Linked DNA regions of Homo sapiens: region 1 is linked to region 2. The links are chromatin loops, found by intact Hi-C in ENCODE. Cell type or tissue: thyroid gland. All regions are shown on one strand. Links, peaks and the distances in the headings refer to the core of each region. The heading gives the core; the rest is flanking DNA. Region 1 holds the start of SLC45A1 (solute carrier family 45 member 1). Region 2 holds the start of ERRFI1-DT (ERRFI1 divergent transcript).

Evidence for each region. A loop is a pair of places that touch in the nucleus more often than their neighbours do. Peaks named below come from ENCODE experiments on the same cell type or tissue, not always from the same donor. Only the 100,000 strongest peaks of a DNase experiment are listed, where the experiment ranks them.
Region 1: it touches region 2 in a loop (4-fold over the local background); 93 of 110 quality-filtered maps call a loop at or near these places.

What each region holds. Positions count from the first base shown.
Region 1 is chr1:8,308,723-8,320,019 of GRCh38, forward strand. SLC45A1 (solute carrier family 45 member 1) reads left to right here and starts at 9,392. Exons shown (of 9, transcript NM_001080397.3): 1 at 9,392-9,464. RefSeq lists silencers at 5,653-5,702, 5,743-5,792, 9,222-9,501. In thyroid gland, for the core only: a CTCF peak has its summit at 5,753 (motif pointing left); DNase peaks (open chromatin) are centred at 3,686, 5,749 and 9,364; H3K4me3 peaks cover 1,061 bases; H3K27ac peaks cover 697 bases.
Region 2 is chr1:8,025,430-8,036,726 of GRCh38, forward strand. It overlaps ERRFI1-DT (ERRFI1 divergent transcript), which reads left to right and starts at 1,064. Exons shown (of 3, transcript NR_185980.1): 1 at 1,064-1,992; 2 at 3,798-3,928. It overlaps ERRFI1 (ERBB receptor feedback inhibitor 1), which reads right to left and starts at 880. Exons shown (of 4, transcript NM_018948.4): 1 at 729-880. RefSeq lists silencers at 696-795, 916-965. In thyroid gland, for the core only: a CTCF peak has its summit at 5,957; a DNase peak (open chromatin) is centred at 2,022; H3K4me3 peaks cover 1,068 bases; H3K27ac peaks cover 3,207 bases.

The DNA of each region.
Region 1 (11,297 bases), core at 2,225-10,224, 280 kb after region 2:
TCTGGTCCCAGCTGCTTCACTGATGAGTTCTTCTAAACAGTTAACAAAAATATAATGCCAATCTTACCCAAATCCTACCTGGAAAGAGAAGAAAATCAAGGGAGGGAAGGGGAGGCATTCTGTAATTTGTTTTATGAGACAAGCATGACCTTGAAACCAAAACCCGATAGGGCATTTCTAAAAGGGAAAATTACAGCAGGCCAGTCTCTGAAAAATGTTAGCAAAGCAAATCATTCAATAATAAATACAAGAATTTACCACAATGAAATTGTGGGTTTTACATTTTTTAATTTTAATTTTTTTTTCTTTTTTTTTGAGATGGAGTCTGGCTCTGTCATCCAGGCTGGAGTGCAGTGGCGCGATCTCGGCTCACTGCAACCTCCGCCTCCTGGGCTCAAGCGATTCTCCTGCCTCAGCCTCCTGAGTAGCTGGGACTACAGGCACGTACCACCAGGCCTGGCTACTTTTTGTAGTTTTTGTACCTATGTCCTCTATACTATAAAATATCATTGAAAGAAATTTTAAAAGACTTAAATAGCTGGAGATCCATATATAATGCTCATAGATTGAAAATATGCAAAAGTTTCAGTTCTTCTCAAATCAATGTATTGTTCTAAAATGCTTAAAGTTTGTTTTTTGAGACAGGATCTCACTTTGTCATGCAGACTGGACTGCAGTGGTGCAATCTCGGCTCACTGCAGCCTTGATCTCCCAGGCTCAAGCAACCTTCCTGCCTCAGCTCTCTTGAGTAGCTGGGACTACAAGCACGCACCACCATGCCTGGTGTAATTTTTGTATTTTTTGTAGAGACAAGGTTTCGCCATATTGCCCAGACTGGTCTCAAACTCCTGAGCTCAAGTGATCTGCCCGCCTCAGCCTCCCAAAGTGCTCGGGTTATAGGTGTAAGCCCCTGCTCCTGGCCCCTTTGCAAGTTCTTAACTTTAATGTGGTCCAGTTGATCAATTGTATGGTATTTTTTGCCCTACTTAAGAAATATTTTCTTACTTCAAGGTTATAAATATATTGTCCTATGTCAACTTCTAGAAATTTTATTGTTTTACTTTTCATGTTTAGATGTGCTATTTTTCTATAATTTGAGCGAGACCCTGTATCAAAAAAAAAAAAAAAAAAAACAACGTGTGAAGGACTTGTATCCAGATACACAACACATCAACATATGCTTATAAATCAATAAAGAAGACAGACAACTAAATAGAAATATGGGCAAAAGGCATGATCAGGCCCTTTACAGAGGAGATACTGAGACAGTTGATAAACATGAAGAAGTGCTTAACCTCATTACTCGTAGGGAAATGTAAATTATAACTGTCATTAACAACCAGTGTACATCTACCAGATGGCTGAAAGTAAAAGACAAGGCCAGGCACGGTGGCTCATACCTGTCATCCCAGCGCTTTGGGAGGCCAAGGCGGCAGGATCACTTGAGGAGTTCACAACCAGCCTGGCCAACATGGCAAAACCCCATCTCTACTAAAAATACAAAAATTAACCGGGCGTGGTGGCATGCACCTGTAATCCCAGCTACTCGGGAGGCTGAGGCAGGAGAATCGCTTGAACCCAGGAGGCAGAGCTTGCAGGTTACAGTGAGCTGAGATTGTGCCACTGCATGCCAACGTGGGCAACAAAGCAAAATCTTGTCTCAAAAAAAAAAAAAAGAAAGAAAGAAAGTAAAAGACGAACAATATCAAATTGTGTAAGCGAGTAAGCTACACTCACTGCTGAGAGTGTAAATTAGTACAACCCTTTGGGAAACTGACATTACCTGCTAAAGTTGAACACGTATTTACCCCCAAATGCCACCTCTTGGTATATGCCCAACAGAGATGCCTACATCCATAAACCAAAAATGTGTATAACAATGTCCATAGCAGCATTATCTATATCAACCCTAAAGAGTGTTAAGCCTCAAGCCCAAGTGTCTGTCAATAGGAGGATGGATAAATATCGGAAGGTATATTCATGTAATGGAACACACACAGTTATGAAAATGAACTAGAACTACATGCAGCAACACAGAAGCTCTCAAAGTCAAGATGAACAAAAGAAACTAGACACAGGAGAATGCATACTTCTGATTCCATTTATATACAGTATTTTTTGTTAAGGCTAAACTAAACCTTACAGTTCAAGGATGGACACTGTAGCTTTCAGGATCGCTGTGTGGATGGCACAGTTTCCAGTCCACCAGGAAACATGGAGCTTGCATCAGAGTTGTTCAGTTGCACTGAACACACTGCTTAGGTCTGTTGCCTAGATGGCAGGGTGAGACTCCATCTCAAAAAAAAAAAAAAAAAAAAAAAAGACACCAGAGAGCTTGCTTGCTCTCTCTCTCTCTCTCTCTCCCCCTCTGTCTCTCTACCATGTGAGGACACAGAAAGAAGGTAGCCGTCTACAAACTAGGAAGAGAGGCCTCACCAGAACCTGACCATGTTGACATCCTGATCTTGGACTTCCAGACTTCAGAACTGTCAGAAAATAAATTCTCTTGTTTAAGCCACCTTGTTTATGGTATTTTGTTTTAGCAGCTGAGCTAATACAGTTGCCAACAAATGCAACTGCAAGTGCAGGGCAGTTAGCACCCCCAGGGGCAGCTCTCAACCAGAATTTGGTAAATACATGCCCCAGCTCCCCTACCCTCCAGCAGGACAATAATAAGGTGCTATAGACTTGAATGTTTGTGTCCCCCTAAAATTCATGTGTTGAAACCTAATTCCCAATGTGATGGTATTTGGAGAGGTGAGGTCTTTTGCAAGTGATTAGGTCATGAGGGTGGGGCCCTCATTAATGAGATTAGTGCCCTTATCATAGAGACCCCAGAGAATTATCTCATTCCTTCCACCAGGTAAGAGAACACAGTGAGAAGATGGCCATCTATGGACCAAGAATTGGGCCCTCACCAAACACTGAAACTGTCATGCTTTGATCTTGGACTTCTCAGCCTCTAGATTGTGAGAAATAGATTCTGAGCTGGACTGAGCCTCGGTCACTTACATGGAAGACTTGGTCATTCATAAATTTATTAGCTTTTCCCTCTTCCCTGTCTCACTCTCTTTCTGCTTCCTGGGATCACTTCCCCACTAAACTAACAGCTTTTGGGGGAATCCAAACTAAGACACATGCTGTAGAAAAAAGCCAGAAAGCAATGAACATAAAAGCCAGAATAGGGATGAGCTCTCGGCAGGGGTTGAGAGGAGAAAGGCTTAGCACTATGGATGGTGTGAAGAGGGCTTCTAGGGATATTCTATTCTATTTTATTCTAGGCCTGGCTGGTGGTTGCACGTGTGTGATAAATCATTGAGTGTTCGTTTTGTTTTGTGCACTTTTCTGCATCATATTTCATAATATAAAAGTTTAATAATCCATGATGTTAAGATCAAAGATTAAAATAATTTGAAATGTTCATGCTTTTATTAGTTGCATAATGAGTAGTTAAGTGTTTAGAAAGTTCTGGTTAGTCGATTCAGAATTTTAATAAATTGAACAAACAGATAAAACACAAAAGCCACTCGAACTTTAAAGATCCCGGCCACATATTGTCTGGCAGTTGCTTCTTTCCAGACCCAAGCAGATGTTGGCTGGGACTTCTCTATGGATGTTGGGTGTTGACTGTTCTCACAGGTGAACTGTAAATAGAAGCAGAGGGGGGGCTCTCAGGCATGGGGCAGCAGGCTGAGCCTCAGAGGACCTTGGGCTTCTCTAGTGGCTGCCTCTGCCTGGTTCCTGGAGCTGTCCCGATAAGGTTGCCAAGTGGAGCAAATCAGAATACAGAATGCCAAATGTTGCCTGGAACATGCTGAGCATAAAAATTACTCTCTGTTTATCTGAAATTCAAATTTAACTGGGTATTTGTATTTTATTTGGCAACTGTGTGACCCAATGAGGCTTTACCCAGCCCACGAACAGGGAGGCTGCAGCTGCCTGGGTGCCAACCATGCCTGGATTCTACCACCTTAGTTCTAGAACCTCGGCGGCCCAACACCCTTTGGCTCCAGCATTGCCCAACGTCTAGACCCTGGGTTCATGCTCTGGCTCAGCTCAGAGGGCAACCATGACCCTGTAGGTTCTAATTCCCCCTTGCCCCAGTTCTTCCAGAAGACCTAAAGTCCAGGGTTTGCTTCCACAAGTACGTTATGAGAAGGACATACGTTTGGAAATCAGAATTCATTTTCCTGCAGAAATGGTTCAATGGAGTTTCACCGGCATGCCCAGGGCAGCCCAGGACAATCTGTTTTATCCCACAGTGTGCCCGTGTGTGCCCGGGTAAATCGCGCAACTTCAACCGATCCTACTCCACGTACAGTAAATAAGCATGTGGGTGTCAGTGCTCGGCCTCTGCCAGGTGTTGCAGGAGGTGCCAAAAAAGAATTGGATGGCCCTGTCCTCTGGAGTTTGCAATGTGTTGTCATTACAGGACTGTAATTTTGTGACTTTCTTCATATGGACACAAAATGTCTGGATTCTAACTCAGAGTTTCAGGGTGGCTGCTGGGCTCCCATCAGGAGGAGGCGTGGCAATAGGAATAGCGTGTGTGTGTGTGTGTGCACATATCTGAGAGTATGAGAGTGTGTGTGTGTGCACATGTGTGCATGTATGTGCACATATCTGAGAGCATGTGTGCACATATGTGTGCATGCTTGTGTGTGTGTATGAGTCTAGATCATGTCAGAGCCACAGAGGCTATCTGAAGAGAGGGAAGCAATATTGACTGCAGGTCGCTAATAATTCATTAACTCCAGATAACATAAGAGAATGCACTTCGTGTTTTTTTGTTTTTTTTTTTTCACAAGATCTCTTGCCCAGGCTGGAGTGCAGTGGCACAGTCTCAGCTCACTGCAGCTTCGACTTCCCCGGCTCAGGTGATCTTCCCACCTCAGCCCCCTAAGTAGCTGGAACTACCTACAGGTGCACGCCACCACGCCTGGCTAATTCTTTGTATTTTTAGCAGAGAAAGGCTTTCACTGTGTTGCCCAGGCTGGTCTTGAACTCCTAGGCTTGAGCCATCTGTCTGACTCAGTCTCCCCAAGTGCTGGGATTCCAGGTGTGAGCCACCATGCCCGGCCGAGAATGCACCTTTCTCTATGTTTGCACAGCACACACTTTGTACACACAGGTACACACGCACACCCATGTCTGTCACTGCTCAGATCTGAATTGGGAGCCACAAGCTGTCCACGTTGTAAGTCAGGGAATGGGATGGGCAGGGGTGGTAGAGACAATGGGACGGCACAGTCCCTTGAGGAGGCTGAGGACTGAGAACATGACCAAGGGGATTCGGATGCCATCTCTGAATCCCACCTCCCGCCCGCACCAGAGGACGGTAGATGCTGTATAAATAATCGCTGCACGAATGGAGGAATGACCACAAGGCCTGGGAGGCTCTCCCGCTCCAACCTTGCCTGTGTCATGACCCCACTCCATCCAAGTCTCAGGCTTCTGGATAGAAAAGAAATGGTGGAGATAATGCCCATTCCTGAAGCTATGATGACTACATGAGGTTAAAATACGGAAACACCTTAACACAGTGACTAGCACGAGATCTGTTATCACAAATAACGTTATTCATAAAAATTCACTTGGCTTCATGCTTTGCAGAAAAAGTGTGTTCACAAAGTAGAAAGAAAAATCCAGCCTTAGAACCAAGAATCTTTACAAGGTCAGGAAAAGCTTCTCCCTTTCCCCACCTCCTGCTCCGAGGTTTTCCTGCTGCCTCCCGGGAAAGGTGGGACTCTTCCACCACCTTGTGGACACCCAGGGATGGCAGGTGAGCAGGCTTCCACCGCCTCACACCAGCTCTCCTCTGCACTGTTGGAGCCTATTATTCTGGGTCCGACTGGGTCTCTCTAGGCTCACACTGTGCATGTCCTGTCTCCATCCTCTGTTCCTTTCTGGGCTGGGGCAGTGGATGGGGCTCCTGTGTCCTCCTGGCTGCCTGCCGGTCCCCGTGTACGTGGCAGGGCTGCAGCAGTCCCCTGTTTTCCTTAGATCCTGGCGTGGAGTTGGTGTGGCTCCTGCTTCCCTGGGGCCCTGGCTGGCCCCGTAGACCCCTCCAGGTCTCTCTGCCAAAGTCCCCCCACCCAGCCACCTGGCCCAACTGTCCTTCCCACAGTGAGGCTGAGGGTCCCCCCACCCCACGTCATGTCCCAGCCCCACGGGGCCATTGCAGCTTCAGCTCTGCATCCAGGCACTGAATGGGAGCCACAAGAGCCTCACAGGGCAAATTAGAGCCCCCACTGTTCTGATCCCCCAGCCGGGCTGCGGCCGCTGTGTTGGTGTACGGGGGCTCTGCCCAGAGCAAACTCTGCCACGACAGGGCTGAGGCGCAGGGAGAAAGGAGCTGGGATGCACCCCAAGCACCTTCCTCCCCCTCACTCTCCCTCCTCCCTCTGCCATCCTTCCCCCACACCCAGGACCGGAAGGGCGAGCGTCTCTTGTCTTTCCTGCATGTTCTGTCAGCCCCTTCCACTCTGGCCCCCAGTCTAGACCTATTGTCGAGACAGGAGAAATCTTGTCTGCCCCCAGGGAGAAACACTGCTCTCTGCCCTGAACTTGGAGGGGCTAAAAAGCAAAAGCTCTAGCCTTAGAAGGTTCTCACTTTGGAAGTTTAAAAAAGGTCAAAGGAATTTTCAAAATCCCTTTCTTTCTCAACAATGCTTAGATTTCAAACCTCTTCTCTTGTTGCAAAATCCCGTTGTGAACATCAGAACCTCGAGATGATCTTTAAGTTTTCTCAGCATTCCCCATCTTCTCTCCCCTCTGCAAGCAGCTAAAAGTTACAGAAGCAGTTGAAGCCAGCAACTCCCCACCCCCATCTCCTCCTCTCCTGGGGACAGGGGCCCCATCTCTCAGCCCTGTTGTGGGTTGGGTGTGGCCGGTGTGGCTGTGTGGCAGGGTCCTAGCCAATGGGATTCGAGTGGAACGTGGGCCTCCTGCACACCTGGCCCCGTGGGCAGGCACCACCTGGGCTCCTCCCTCAGTGCACCAGGGCAGAGCAAGATGGAGGCAACCGGGATCCCTGAATGGCTTCACAGAGGTCCCCACCCATCAGGCACACTTCTGCCAACCTCATGTGGAAGTAAGCTTCTATTGCATTAAGTCCCTGAGGTGCTGAAGCTCATCAGTTGATGGCAGGCCACTTGCATGCAAAATAGAAAAGGACATCGGTATTTTTTTCAAGCTGTTACCCTGTTATAGAGATAAAAGAAGCCAGAACCAGCCCCCTCCAGTGGCTCCTTCTCTTCAGCCTGGGCAGGATCTGTTGAAATTCCCATGGTGTCCTCTGGGGCCCTCTGCCCTGCGCCTCTCCCTGGCAGTGCGAGGTCCACAGTTCACCTGCAATTAGCTCCCATGTGCAGGGGACTCATAAAGGAGCATCTTTGAGCTCCAGACCCAAGTGTCTGGTGGCCTAGAGGCTGCGAAGGCCCTCAAGCTCAGCATATCCCAAAGCAAACCTATGGCATTCACTCCAGCACACACCTGCTTTGGCCTCCATGAATCCACTCTCTTCCCTCATCGCTCAAGCTAGAAACTTCTTAGCACCACCCTCGCTGTTCCTGTACCCCCCCACCTTCAGTCAATCATGGAGTCCTAAGTCCCCGGCCAGTCCATCACCTCTCTCCCTCTACCAACACCCCCAACTCTCCCACCTGTGCCACCCGGTACGCCCATGTGGTCCCCTGGTTCCCTCCAATCTGTTTTCACTCTGAGCTTTATGATCTTTGCTAACTGTGAATAGGATTCATGCCATCCACTCCCCTACATAAAACCTTTCTAGGCTTCTCTTTGCTCTTAGAAACTGGCAACTGCCTAAGAGGCCACACCTGGGCCTGTCCCACCTCCCCAGCCCTCACCTCCTTCCCAGGCCTCTGCATCCCTGTCCCCCTCCACTTCCTTTGCAGTGTGCCTCCAGGCCCTCTCCCCTCCGGAGCTCTGCCAGTGCAGAGCTCTCTGAGCCCTCTGTGTGGGACATGCTGTTCTCTCTACTTGGCCTGGTAGGGCTCCTTGAGGAGCCCTCGACCCTCCCAATGGGGTGGAATCCGCCGCGGTAAACTTCCACAGGGCCCCGTGCCCCCACTCTGCAGCGCTTCCCTGGGGTTATTATTCCACTACCAGCTGCATAATTATTTCATCCGTAATTATTGGACTCAGCCCAGCTCACTTCTGCCCCTGGCCTTTGCACTTGCTCTTCCCAGTGCCTGGCGTGACCTTCCCCACACGTCAGTCTGGCTGGCCCCCCTAGCTCCTCAGGTCCTTCTTTTCTTTTTGAGATGGAGTCTCACTCTGTGGCCCAGGCTGGAGTGCAGTGGCACGATCTCAGCTCACTGCAACCCCTGCCTCCCAGGTTCAAGCGATTCTCCTGCCTCAGCTGAGTAGCTGAGATTACAGGCACCCAGCACCACGTGTGGCTAATTTTTATATTTTTAGTAGAGATGGGGGTTTTGCCATGTTGGCCAGGCTGGTCTCGAACTCCAGACCTCAGGTGATCTGCCCCTCTCGGCCTCCCAGAGCGCAGGGATTACAGGTGTGAGCCACCGTGCCCGGCCTGCTCCGCAAATCCTCCTTCTAGTGTCACCTTCCAGGTGAGGACTCGCCAACAACCTGATAGAAACCTGCAAGGCCAGCGCCTCTGCAGCCCCACACTCCCTAACCCCTTCTCTAGGGCATTGCCATCTTCTGACATACCATTTATTTTATGTCTTGTTTAATGTGTGTGTGTCTCTCTCTTAAATGTCATGCAGCCGGGTGCGGTGGCTCACACCTGTACTTTGGGAGGCCGAGGCAGAAGGATCACTTGAGCCCAGGAGTCGAGACCAGCCTGGGCAACATAGCAAGGCCCTGCCTCTCTGTATTTTAAAAAATGAAGTAAATAATAAATACATAAAGTATTTATGTATTTACTTACATTACAAAGTTCCCCCAGGGGCGGGAACTTTGCCTTGTTCTTGCGGCATCCCCAGTGCCTTGGACAGCTCCGGGCCCAGAGTCGCGACGCCTCCAGCAGGCCCGGCTGCCCCACTGCGCACATGGGCACAGGCTTGGCACACGCACTGCGGCATTCACGTATCCGCGAACACATGGGTATCTATTTATACATGAAGACACGAAAATGTATTTATTTCTTTTAAAATCAGAAGAAAACGGTGAGAACTGTGAGGCCGGGGGGACGTTTTCCTCCGGGATCCTGGCAGATCCTGCAGACCGCGCCGTCGTGCGCGAAGCACCGGGACGGGCCTCCCGCGGGAAGGGCCCAGGAGGACACCGGGCTCCCCTCCCGCCCGCGGGGCCCCAGACGCGGCGCCGCTTTAAGGCTCCGGGCCCCGCGCGGATGCGGAGGCTGCGGCCGTGACGTCAGCGCCCCGCCCCGGGTGATGCTGCAGCAGCCGGGACCGCGGCCGGGCAGGCAGCAGCCCAGCGGGGACAGGGATGCCTGCCGTCTCCACCCACAGGTACCACCGTCTCCTCCGCGCCCTCCGCCCGCTCTCTGGCTCCGTGCCTGCCGGGGCGCCGCGCCCTGGGCCCCGGGGTAGTCAGGGCGCCGAGACCGGGACCCGAGGCCGGCACGGAGACCTTTGTTCCTCGTGGAAGTCTCATGAATTGCAGAGTCCACGGAGCTCCCCCGTCTCGCCCCTCCGAGGGCAGGAGCCTCGGGCCCAGGGGAGGGTGCCGGCCAGATGGCAGGTGCTCTCATCCTTGCTGGCAAGGGGAGGAGACCCCGGCCTTGGCCCCAGCTCCTGATGCGCTCCTTGAGCCGGAGGCCTGGTCCCTAGTCACCTGGGCAGGTGTCATCCGCTCCCGGCTCACCTCTTGCGTGGGGCTGAGCCCTCTTGTTGACCAGGGGCCTGGCAACGCCCCTCAGCATCCCAGGGTTACTTAGCGAGGGCACCGAGGACTCCCCTTTCCCGAGCGAGTCAGCACCAAGGGGAACGCGCTGAGGTGGAAGCCGTTCAGCTCCTTCTGCCCTCGACAATCAGCAACTTCTCTAATTATTTCTAGAGTGACAGCCGTGCATGTTTTTCAGCTCTTACAGGGAAGCAGAGTCAGGGGCGGAGGAAAGCCACGTTCAGGCTGCACCTGGCCTGGGCTTTTGGGAAAAGTTGGCCCTGGAGTAGGGGTCAAGCTGCCGGAGATGCAAAGTGGGAAACGGCCACGATTCAGTAACTAGCCTATTAAGTGCACCCTCCCAAGTCCGTAGAGCACCTTCCTGGTCCTGGAGGACCTCACTGAAGAATTTTGAGAATGGGTAGAAAGAAGCATGAGGGGTCGGGCGCGGTGGCTCATGCCTGTAATCCCAGCACTTTGGGAGGCTGAGTCGGGTGGATCACCTGAGGTCAGGAGTTCAAGACCAGCCTGGCCAACATGGTGAAACCCCATCTCTACTAAAAATACAAAATTAGCCGGGCGTGGTGGCACATGCCTGTAATCCCAGCTACTTGGGAAGCTGAGGCAGGAGAATCGCTTGAACCCAGGAGGCGGAGGTTGCAGTGAACCCAGATCATGCCACTGCACTCTAGTCTGGGCGATAGAGTGAGACTCCGTCTCAAATAAACAAATAAGCAAATACGCCCTAGGAAGGGAGGTGGCCCAAGGCAACCCCGTGGGGGGAGCTCATTTTCATAACGAGAAGAAAGAAATGAGGAAATGGTTTCCGCTCGTAGTAGGATCATTGTAAGCATTCAAACTACATTGACATTGATTACTTTTATTAATCATTTGCCGCTTAAACTTCCCACAACACAGTTTGAGGAATCTGTTACTTTAAGCATCCTCTGTACTCTGGAAGCACAGTGGACCCCTTGCATAGCCTTCGGGGGATCCAGGGAGATGAGTGGATTTCCTTTTGACCGAGTAAATGGTCATATGGTACAGTAAAGATGGTCTGGCGAATGTTTGTATTTGTGCATGAAAATTAGATTTTATGATCTTAAATTCCACTTTCACCCATTTTTATGGGAACCTTAAAAATGGATTTTTGTTGTTGTTGTTGTTGTTTTTTGAGACAAGAGTCTCACTCTGTTGCCCAGGCTGGAGTGCAGTGGTGCGATCTCAGCTCGCTACAACCTCCACCTCCTGGGTTCAAGCGATTCTCCTGCCTCAGCCTCCGGAGTAGCTGGGATTACAGGCACTCGCCACCATGCCCAGCTAATTTTTTGTATTTTTAGTAGAGACGGGGTTTCTCCATGTTGGCCAGGCTGGTCTCGAACTCCTGAGCTCAGGTGATCCACCCACCTCGGCCTCCCAAAGTGCTGGCATTACAGGCGTCAGCCACTGTGCCCGGTCTC
Region 2 (11,297 bases), core at 1,290-9,289:
AATCACGTTTCTAGGAGAGAAGGAAGAGTTCAGAACAGCTTAGACGAATTTTTAAATACTGATTTCGGCATTACCATCGTCGCTGTGAGATTAGGCAGAGGGAGCGGGGCTGACCGCCAGAGAACCGGTACCAACCACCGCAAGCAATCGCCGAGCCTCCCACCCCAGCTTTCAAGACAGGATTTACGGGTACACGGTGTGAACAAGACAACGCAACCCCCTTTTTACAAATAAAAAAAAAATCAAACAAGCCCCCAGGCCCGAAGACGCTCATCCCCGCCGGGCAACCCCGCGAGCGCAGGCTGCGGGACGAGGACCTTCATGCTCGCCGCTCCCGAACCCCCGTCCGCTCCTGCGGTCCCGGTGCTGCGGGGACGTATCCCGGGCGCTCGGGTGCATGGCCCCGGCCAGCCGAGGGGCCGCGCGACGACCACAGCCGGCGTGGAGAAGGCGGCGGGCGCCGGCACTTCGCGGCGTCCCCAGGCCCGGGCTGCGCCGCCGGGGAGGGTCCCGCTCTCCACACCTCAATGGGGAGAAGCCCGCGAGCGACCGGCCGGCCTCTCCCTCCATCCCAGAGACTCCGCGTCGCGGCGACCCTCCCCGCGCCCTCCACGCCCCCGCCCTCGCGTCGGGGAGCCGCCTGGATCCCGGCGCCCGGCGCGGGGCCCCCTGAGGGAACGGAGCGCTGCGTGGCCCTCCCCACCCCCTCAGCGCGCCAGGCCCCTTACCCCGGAGGAGCGGCGGCTGCCCCGCGGCGCCCTCCCGCGCATGTCCGTCCCGGCTGGCTCAGCGCCGCGGGCTCAGGGGCCCGGACATCGCGCAGGCGCCTCTTGCTGGCTCGCGCTCCCGCTAGCACTCTGCCTCGCACCGGACCGCCGTCGCCGCGGCTGCCGCCGCCGCCTCTATATATAGCATAGGCCGCCGGGCCGTGAGGTCGCCGCGTCCCGCCCCGCCTCCTCCCGCAGCCAATCAGGGCGCGCGCCGCTTAAAGGGGCGATGCCGTGGCCGAGGCGTTGCGCCGGGCCCACCGTGGCGTATCGCGGCGCTGCAGGGAGCCGGCTTTGTCTCCCGGAGAGGCGTCTCCGGGCTGACCGCGGCCGCAGCTCCGCTCCTCTGCCTGAGCCGTGCGGCAGCCCTGGGAGCCTCTCAACGCCGAGCTTTCCTCAGAAGCCCGCGGCGACCCGGGCCTCGGCCGCTGTTCCTGCCCGAACTGAGGGCACATCGCGCTTCGCGCGGGATTTCCCATAAATTCAGGCTCCGGGCAAGATTGTGTGTTTTTTCCTCTCCGCGGGCCGCCGCTGGCCGTGTGGGCCGAAGAAGCCCTGGAGGGGGAGAGGGGAGCCGCTCTCGACTGGGCTTGCGGCGTGGGAGGGACAGTGAGGGACACTTAGGGACTGTGTGGGGCAGTGAAGGATAGTGTGGGATGATGAGGGACCGTGTGGACCGGTGAGCGACTGTGTGGGACAGTGCGGGACGATGAGAGACGGTGTGGGACGGTGAGGGACAGTGCGGGACGATGAGGGACAGTGAGGGACTGTGTAGGACAGTGAGGGACAGTGTGGGACGGTGAGGGACTGTGGGACAGTGAGGGACTTTGGGACTGTGAGGGACTCGGACAGTGAAGGATGGCAAGGGACAGTGTGGGACAGTATGGGACAGTGGACAGTGAGGCACTGTGAGGGGCGGTGAGGGACAATGAAGGATGTCAAGGGACAGTGTGGGACAGTGGACGGTGAGGTACTGTGAGGGGCGGTGAGGGACAGTGTGGGACTGTGAGGGATGGCGAGGGACAGAGTAGGACAGCAAGGGAGGATGAGGGGACAGAGTGGGCCGGCGTGGGGCGGTGAGGCTACGCGGGGGGAACCCAGGGCTCCTCTGACTGCGTTGGAATATGGAGGAAAGGTCCTGCTCGAGGTTGAGCCCTTCAGGGTCGCTGTGGGTTTCCAGGAGGAGCTCCCTCACTACTGACTTAGGGGGCCCTCGGCTTCCCAGGTTTGTGTTTACTCAGGCGACCTGAGCTGGCCCCGACGTCTTTTGGCTTTGGAGAGGCCACGGATGCCCAAGGACAAAGCCCCAGCGGGCCTGTGGGAGGAGGTTTCTCGGGGCGCCAGTGATGCAACTTAGGCTTATAGTTTAACCGTAAAATAAATAATACAAATGATAACAAACCAAGAGTGACTAAAGTCAGAAAAAAAGCAAACAGACGGAAACCCTCTAGTTTTAACTAGAACAAATTCCCTGGCTGGTCCTCTGTTGGGAGAGCCCAGAGACCTGTCGCTGACCTCTAGCCTCCTGGAGCCCCTGCTTGCACTTCAGCAATAATGCCTGATAGTTAGACACTGATCACTAGCTAATTGGGGTAGTTTAACATATGGAATGAGATTCTGGCCTTATTATCAGGTTAACTATTAACTCTACACCCCATGAAATGATTTGCCTTTCCCCCACTATTATTTACTTACATTCTTTTTAATTTAATTCAAAGGCCTAATTTTGAATTCAAGGCCTTAAGCACGAAAAGGAAAAAAAAAAGAAAAAGAATCTGAAGTATCTTTGCCCTCTCTCACTTGCAAAACAAACGAACGTTTTGCAGAGAGAAATCTGGCTTCCTTTCTGATGGCTCTTCTGGCTTACAAGGGGCTGTTGGGTCATTTTCATGCCTATGCCATTTGTCAACAATTCAGTTAACCTATCTTCTTACAGCCATTCATTTAGTATTATTTTAGGATGATGGAAATGAGTCACAACTAATTGCAGAGTTCCTTACCAACTAACTAGGTTTTTTGATCCAAAGAAAATCTGTCCCGATTTTCCTCCCATTTTGGCGTCATTTATGTTTGTGGCTTACCCATATGCTGTTATCAGTGTAAAAAAAAGATGAGTGTGAGAACTTGCCAGGGTACATCTTTTCAAACCTCACGGGACAGGATTTACTGAATGGGCACCTAAAGGAGCTCAAGTTTCATCTGAAAGGAGCCCTGGCTATACTATTTCAAGTCACTACAATACAGTTGTAATTTGTGCTTCGGCCTTATTGGCGTGCTTTTACATTCCCCTATTCATAAAACAGTGATAATCACCAGAGCAACCATCAAACACACCCCTTCTTTAGAGAAAGAAGATCAACAGGATACTCACTCTACAGTTGTGAGCTGTATGATGTGCTAATGTTTTGGTAAATTATCAAAAATCATAAAATCCCATGAGTAATATGTGATTAATCTGATTTTTCTATTTTAAACAACTTGCAAAATAAACTTGATTTATTCATTTTTTGGGGAAAACCTGTTTAGCCACTAGTTTGCTGTGTTTAGCTTGCAGTTATATAATATGGCTTTCTCAGCTGTGGAAGAATTACATGAGAAGACTTACACCCCACAAATTTTTTATCTAATAGTCTGTTAATGATGTGTTATAATAACATTGATATGTCAATAATATTGTAGGACATCTTGGGAAGAGTTTAAAAGCAAAACGCTAAGCATCTTGAAGTAATACTAGCATGTTGTGTTTATTAAGTGATTATTCATTGACCTTTAATAGATTAGAACACTACACCAGAGATTCGGGGAAATAGTCTCTTTTTCCTGAACCCAATTTGTTTTAAATTATCTCCAGAAAAGCATGACATTTAAAGTAAGACAGTGTTTTTTATATCTCTCACAGTCTGCTTAATTTTGAGGCCATTTTCCAAGGAATTTATATTAGTTGATTTTTTTAATAGAACTCAACATCTAAAACGTTAGACTTGCATCACATTGACCCAAATTGTCACTTTTCACTTGCCCTTCTTTCAGTGTAAGAAGAAGCTGTCTTTGGAGTGAGAACAAGGGTGAGGTTCTGGCTCAGAAACCTTAGAATCACAGACACTGTTTTCCTGAAAACATTGCTTCTTTCTCTCATCTCAAAGAAATGCCACAAGTCGTGTGTAAGTATAACATGCTGGACAGGTCCTTATTAAATTTATATTTGTATTTTGATATTATTTTAATCCTGTAGAAGAACATATACATTTTGGTGTTTATTCTTCTTGATTATAGAAGTTTTTGTGTTTCTACTTTGTTTATAATAAATATTTTAAAGTTAAACACATTTTGTATGTCCCTCTTGGTCCTAGAGCCTTTGTTTCTGTCTATACATAATATAAATGTATATTATGCACTTAAACTATTTTATAGATAAGTGTGCAATAAAAAAATACAACCAAGAGAGGAATTACATTTCCTAGAGGGTGTTTGCTTAGTGTGCTACATTGCATTTTGGGAACATTCATATTTCTGTTCATGGATGTTTCCAAAACGCATGCATGTACACACACACACACACACACACACACTCAACATATAAAATAAACTCTAGGTGATTCTTTTCATTTTTTTGAGACGGAGTCTCACTCTGTCCCCAGGTTGGAGTGCAGTGGCGCCATCTCAGCTCACTGCAACCTCCGCCTCCCGGGTTCAAGCGATTGTCCTGCCTCAGCCTCCCTAGTAGCTGGGACTACAGGTGGGTGCCACCACGCCCGGCTAATTTTTGTATTTTTAGTAGAGACGGGGTTTCACCATGTTGGCCAGGATGGTCTTGATCTCTTGACCTCATGATCCGCCCGCCTCGGCCTCCCAAAGTGCTGGGATTACAGGCTTGAGCCACCGCGCCTGGTGAACTCTGGATGATTCTAAAACACACATGCTGATAAGAGCCTAGATTCACCCATGAGGAGTACCACAACCCCAAAGAGATTTCCATGGACTTTTCACTTTTCAACCTTAGTGGCCATTTGAAAAGTAGCACAGAAAATATATTTCTTGGCAACATTTCATTTTTCCTTTTTCTGTTTTTTTGTCTTTTTTGTTTTGTTTTGTTTTTTATTTGTTTTTTGAGACAGAGTTTTGCTCTTGTTGCCCAGGCTGGAGTGCAATGGCGTGATTTGGGCTCACCGCAACCTCCGCCTCCTAGATTCAAGCGATTCTCCTGCCTCAGCCTCCCGAGTAGCTGGGATTATAGGCATGCACCACCACGTCGGCTAATTTTGTGCTTTTAGTAGAGACGGGGTTTCTCTGTGTTGGTCAGACTGGTCTTGAACTCCCGGCCTCAAGTGATCTCCCTGTCTTGGCTTCCCAAAGTACTGAAATTATAGGCGTGAGCCACCATGCCCAGCCCATTTTTCCATTAGTTAATTAGGGGTACTGCTCTCCCTTCCTAGTTTTTCCCCAAAAAGGATACTTCGCCTGTGGAAGTCTGAGCAGGTTGGTTTTAATTTCCCAGTCTATTATTTTAAGTGTTAGGGCCAGGGCTTCACTGCTTTTTCTTAGTATGAGTTTTAGACAGGCTGTTCGCGTAGTTGTTTATTTTTAACTGAGCTACCTTTCATTTACCAAATGCTCTCTTAACATTAAATGCTATTGGTGGTTATTATGTTTCTAATTCTATCCCATCTTTAAAATGTGTAACTGTTGTAAATTTTTTAGTCTTGTGGATACATTAATTAATTAATTTTTATTTATTTGTTTATTTTGAGATGGAGTTTCGCTCTTGTTGCCCAGGCTGGAGTGCAATGGCGCAATCTCAGCTCACTGCAACCTCCACCTCCCAGGTTCAAGCGATTCACCTGCCTAAGCATCCCAAGTAGCTGGGATTACAGGCATCCACCACCATGCCCAGCTAATTTTTAGTATTTTCAGTAGAGACGGGGTTTCACCATGTTGGCCAGGTTGGTTTTGAACTCCTGACCTCAGGTGATGCACCTGCCTCGCCCTCCCAAAGTACTGGGATTACAGGTGTGAGCCACCGCGCCTGGCCAAGTCTTATGGATACATTAATTTAGATACATAATCTAGATGTTTACAAGACAATTTTTCAAATTTCTTTTAGACGCTAGCCTGACTTTATTTTCAAATTATTTAAACATTTAAGCATTTTCTCCTAAGTAAATGCTGTATTTCCTATTAGCTGGCCAGTAGGGTGTGCTCTAGTCCCTTGCCAAATTAATTAATTAATTAATTTAAAATGTTAATATAAACTCTTCATTGAGAGATTTCAGAAATATATTTCACTTCTTATTGACACTGGTCACATATGAGATATGTTTATATAGATGCAGGTATATGCAGATGCAGGGTATAAGGAAAGTAACACTGCTATATTAAAAAAAGAAAACTTTGAGATGCTTACTCCTTGGCTTAGTTCTAAAATAATTTGGTATTATTTTACCAAGTTGATGCTTTGGAGCAGGTATTTTCTTTTATTCTCGATAAAGAAGAACAAGAAAAGTGGTGTAGGAATGAAAGGCATACGCTCTGGACTCAGGGTTTCGGTTTGAACACCGGCTGTTCCACTTCGGGCAAATCACTTAACCTCTTGAGGCCTTGTAATATGGGGATAAGAGTGGTTCCTATTGGACAGATAATTGAGATAGTACATGTAAAAGAGCTTATAATATTGTCTAGCACAATCAGGGTTCAATAAATGTTAGATTTTTTATTATTATTATTTGAGACCAAGGCTTGCTGTGTTACCCCAGCTGGAGTGCAATGGCGTGATCTTGGCTCACTGCAGCCTCCGCATCCTGGGTTCAAGTGATTCTTGTGCCTCAGCCTCCTGAGTAGCTGGGACTACAGGCGTGTGCTACCATGCCTGGCTAATTTTTGTATTTTTAGTAGAGACAGGTTTTCGCCATGTTGGCCAGGCTGGTCTTGAACTCCTGGCCTCAAGTGATCTGCCCGCCTTGGCCTCCTAAAGTGTTGGGATGACAGGCGTGAGCAACCGCGCCTGGCCTGTTTTTATTATTGTTATTCTCGTTGTTGTGGTCACATATTCTTTGGGAGATTTTTGAACATCTGTGATTGCAAGATTGAAAAATTCTTGATTGCTTGATAGTATACATGATTTAATTAGTCCAGAAGGCTGTTTCCTTAAATCCCAGGGGGCATAAATGACTTATAAGATAAAATGTCTTAATTGACTCTGCAGTATTCTACTTAAGAGACTATAAAACCTTAAGACAAAGAAAGGGCTGTGTATTAGTTGATAGCACCAGCAATCCATAGGGGAGATATGCTAAGGGCACAGAGAATCTTCTTAGCATTCCTGAAGGCAAGCTCACAAGTAACCGTAAGTCTGTGAGCAGTTACTTCTAAGCCCATAGTCATAAACATCCATAGACATGTTTCCTTTAAAAAACACATTTAGCCTATACATAAATCTATTTAACATAAAGTCCTTGCAGAACCTTTTGATAGGAACAGCTTTACAATTTTCTCTGGAATGTATAAGGACAACAGATATACTCAATGACTTGATGCAGTAATGTTGTAAAAGCTGAATGAATGCCAACACTTCTTGGGATTTCTAACTGCTCATTCATACATGTATTCATTTATCCATCAATAAATGTCTATTGAGGCTGGGCAGGGTGGCTCACGCCTGTAATCCCAGGACTTTGGGAGGCCGAGGCAGGTGGATCACCTGAGGTAAGGAGTTCAAGACCAGCCTGACCAACATGGCGAAACCCCATCTCTGCTAAAAATACAAAGTTAGCTGGGAATGGTGGTGGGCGCCTGTAATCCCAGCTACTCGGGAGACTGAGGCAGGAGAATCACTTGAACCCGGGAGGCGGAGGTTGCAGTGAGCTGAGATCGCGCCACTGCACTCTAACCTGGGCAACAAGAGCAAAACTCCATCTAAAAAAAAATTACATATATATATATGGCTCCTCCTATGTGACAGTCCTATGCTAGTATCCAGCAGCATGCAGGAGTTTCCATCACTGTCTTTAGTGAGCTTGCAGTGCAGTGGGAGCTATAGGTAAGAACACAGGAAGCTGTGATGTCATGCTGTGATAGGAGCCTGTGGGGTGCTATGGGGGTACGTAGGATAGACACCAACCGCGAGAATTGAAAGGTGATTCAGAGTGGACAGGGGGACAACAAAGGAAGAAGGATGTTCTTAGGAGGGTAAAGAGCAAATGTTCAGAATGTGACATGTCCGAGGAAGCCAAATTCACTGTAAATGAAGGTAAGGAATGAGGCTGGAGAGGTTAACTAGAGGCCAGATTTTACTTGACTGCGGAAGTGTTAAGAAGTTTGGACTTCCTGCTAAAAGTAGAGTAGTCATTAACAAGGTTCCGGTGGACAGCGAAAGTTGACATTTGCATTTTGGAGAGATTCTTTTGTTGCCAGAGGCATTGTATGACCAGAAAGTTTAGAACTTGGGTCTGGGGAGTGCTGGGCCATCTTCTTAGTTCTGAGTTATCATTTCCGGCTAGGGCATCAATTCTCCTAACTCGGGGACACAGACATTTGCACCAGTCTTTGGCAGTAATTATGTTTATTTTACTTTATTTTAAAAATTTATTTATTTATTTATTGTAGATGGAGTCTTCCTCTGTTGCCCAGGTTGGAGTGCAGTAGGACCATCTTGGCTCACTGCAACCTCCATCTCCTGGGTTCAAGCAATTCTTCTGCCTTAGCTTCCTGAGTAGCTGGAATTACAGGCACCCGCGACCGTGCCCAACCAATTTTTGTATTTTTAGTAAAGATGGGGTTTCACCATGTTGGCCGGAGTGGTCTTGAACTCCTGACCTCAAGTGATCTGCCCACCTCGGTCTCCCAAAGTACTGGGATTACAGGTGTGAACCACCACACCTGGCCCCCTGGCAGGAATTATGAAACAGACAGGATAAAAGGAAGGGGATGTAGAGAGAAATATGCACAGATTTTTGGAGAGGCATTGCCTTTCAGAGAATGTTAGGTACAAAAAGCTGCTTTTTAATTTTAAAACAAGCTTTTACATAATTGAAGTTAGAAAGAACAAAACAACACAGTTAAACTATCGAACAATTTAAGGAGAGTAAAACATTTGTGTACCAAGGTATGCAAATTTGGGTATAATCATTAAAGAAACAAATTTACCAGGCCAGTAGAGGAACACAAACTGGGTAAAATTATTAAAGTATCAGTGTCAAGGCCGGGCGCTGTGGCTCAAGCCTGTAATCCCAACATTGTGGGAGGCCAGGGCAGGAGGGTTGTTTGAGCCCAGGAGTTCAAGACCAGCCTGGGCAACATGTTGAAACCCTCTGTCTACAAAGAATACAAAAATGAGCTGGGCATGGTGGTGCGTGCCTGTAGTCCCAGCTGCTCAGGAGGCTGAGGTGGGAGGATTGCTTGAGCCCAGGAGGTTGAGGATGCAATGAGCTGAGATCGCTCCATTACATTCCAGCCTGGGTGACAGAATAAGACTCTGTCTCAAAAAATAAAATAAAAAATAAAGTATCAGTGTTAGTTGAGTTTTACTGAACTATTCATATTTGCATTTTGCTTTTTTAAAAAAATTATTGAGTAGGAAAATGATTTTTAGCCATGTCACAGAACCATAAAGCTGTGAATTAGGTTTAATTTTTATTATTTTTATTTTTTGAGCCAGAGTCTCACTCTGTGCCCAGGCTGGAGTGCAGCAGTGCAAACACTCCCTGCAGCCTTGATCCTGGGCTCTAGCGATCCTCCCGCCTCAGCCTCCAGAGTAGTTGGGGCCACAGGTGTGGCCTACGTGGTGTGCCACCATGTCCCACTACTGTTTAAAAAAACTTTTTTTTTTTTTTTTTTTTGTAGAGATGGCATCTTGCCATGTCTCCCAGGCTGGTCTCGAATTCTTGGGCTCAAGGGATACTTCCGCCTTGACCTCCCAAAGTGCTGGGATTACAGGTGTGAGCCACCATGCTCGGCTGAATTAGGTTGTAAAATTAATGTATGTAGTTCATTTTCTGTACTTCTGTTAATTCTCCATTCCTACGACTGTCACACTAAACTGTTTTCTTTAAGAAGCTAGTGGGTCCTCTTCTGCTGTGTTGATTTTAGTGAGGTCCTGGAGCGAGTTTGCCTTCCAGCATCTGAAAGGGAGAAGGCACCGCTTCAGCTGGAGAGACCACTGGGGAAGCTGGGTCCCCATAGAACAAAGTATGAGTCAGGAGCAAGCAGGTGGGGGAAGCGTTCAGTGAAGAGGTGGTGAATGTAGGAATTTGTTGCATTCATGGCACATGGTAAGTCCTGTGTGCCCAGTAGAAAAACTTGTCTTACCTAAGACAAAAGTCTTTCGTAAGAGGAATCTCAAAGCACTCACTCATTTATTCAACCAGTACTGACAAACTGCACCTGCATGCCAGGCACTGTCCTACCACTCACTGAGTGTGCATTGGTGAACAAAATGGGTCTAACCCTTGCCTCTGTGAAACTTACAGTCTAATGGGGAAGAAATATGATACATAATTAGCAGATATGTAAGTGTGATGGTTAATAGCATCAACTTGATTGGATTGAAGGATACAGAGTATGGATCCTGGGTGTGTCTGTGAGGGTGTTGCCAAAGGAGATTCACATTTGAGTCAGTGGGCTGGGAAAGGCAGACCCACCGTTAATCTGGGTGAGCACAATCAAATCAGCTGCCAGCAAGGCAAGAATATAAACAGGCAGAAACATGTGAAAAGAGAGACTGGCCTAGCCTCCCAGCCTTAGTCTTTCTCCCGTGCTGGATGCTTCCTGCCCTCGAACATCGGACTCCAAGTTCTTCAGTTTTGGAACTTGGACTGGCTCTGCTTGCTCCTCAGCCTGCAGATGGCCTGTTGTGGGACCTTGTGATGATGTGAGTTAATACTTAATAAACTCCCATATATATATATATATATGTATATATATATGTATATATATATTCCATGAGTTCTGTCCCTCTAGAGTACCGTAACTAATACAGTAAGTCATTCTAAAAGTAGTGTGCTCTCAGAAAGTCCTGAAACAGAGGGCAATGGGGTGGTGGCGGGAGATGAGTTTTTAGACTGAGTGGACAGGGAAGGCAACCTTGGGGGAGATGACATGTCGAGACCTGAAGTGTGAGAAGGAGCTGTCCAGGTGAAAGCCTGGGGAAAGTACACTTTGGGTACAGAAACAGCAGGAATAAAGGCCAGAAAATAGGAGAGAACTTGGTGTGTTGGAGAAACTTGGAGGAGGTCAGTCTGAAATCACGTAGGAAGCTATTGCCTGTGTCTAAGTGAGAACTGATGGCTTGAGGGAGAGTTGTGGTACTTGGAATGGAGCAGAGCAAAAAGGTTCCACGAACACTGATCCTAGGTTTACATTTTGGATTTAGGCCGGGCGCAGTGGCTCACGCCTGTAATTCCAGCACTTTCAGAGGCTGAGGCAGGAGGATCACTTGAGGTCAGGAGTTCAAGATCAGCCTGGCCAACATGGTGAAACCCCGTCTCTACTAAAAATACAAAAATTAGCTGGGCGTGGTGGCGCCCGCCTGTAGTCCCA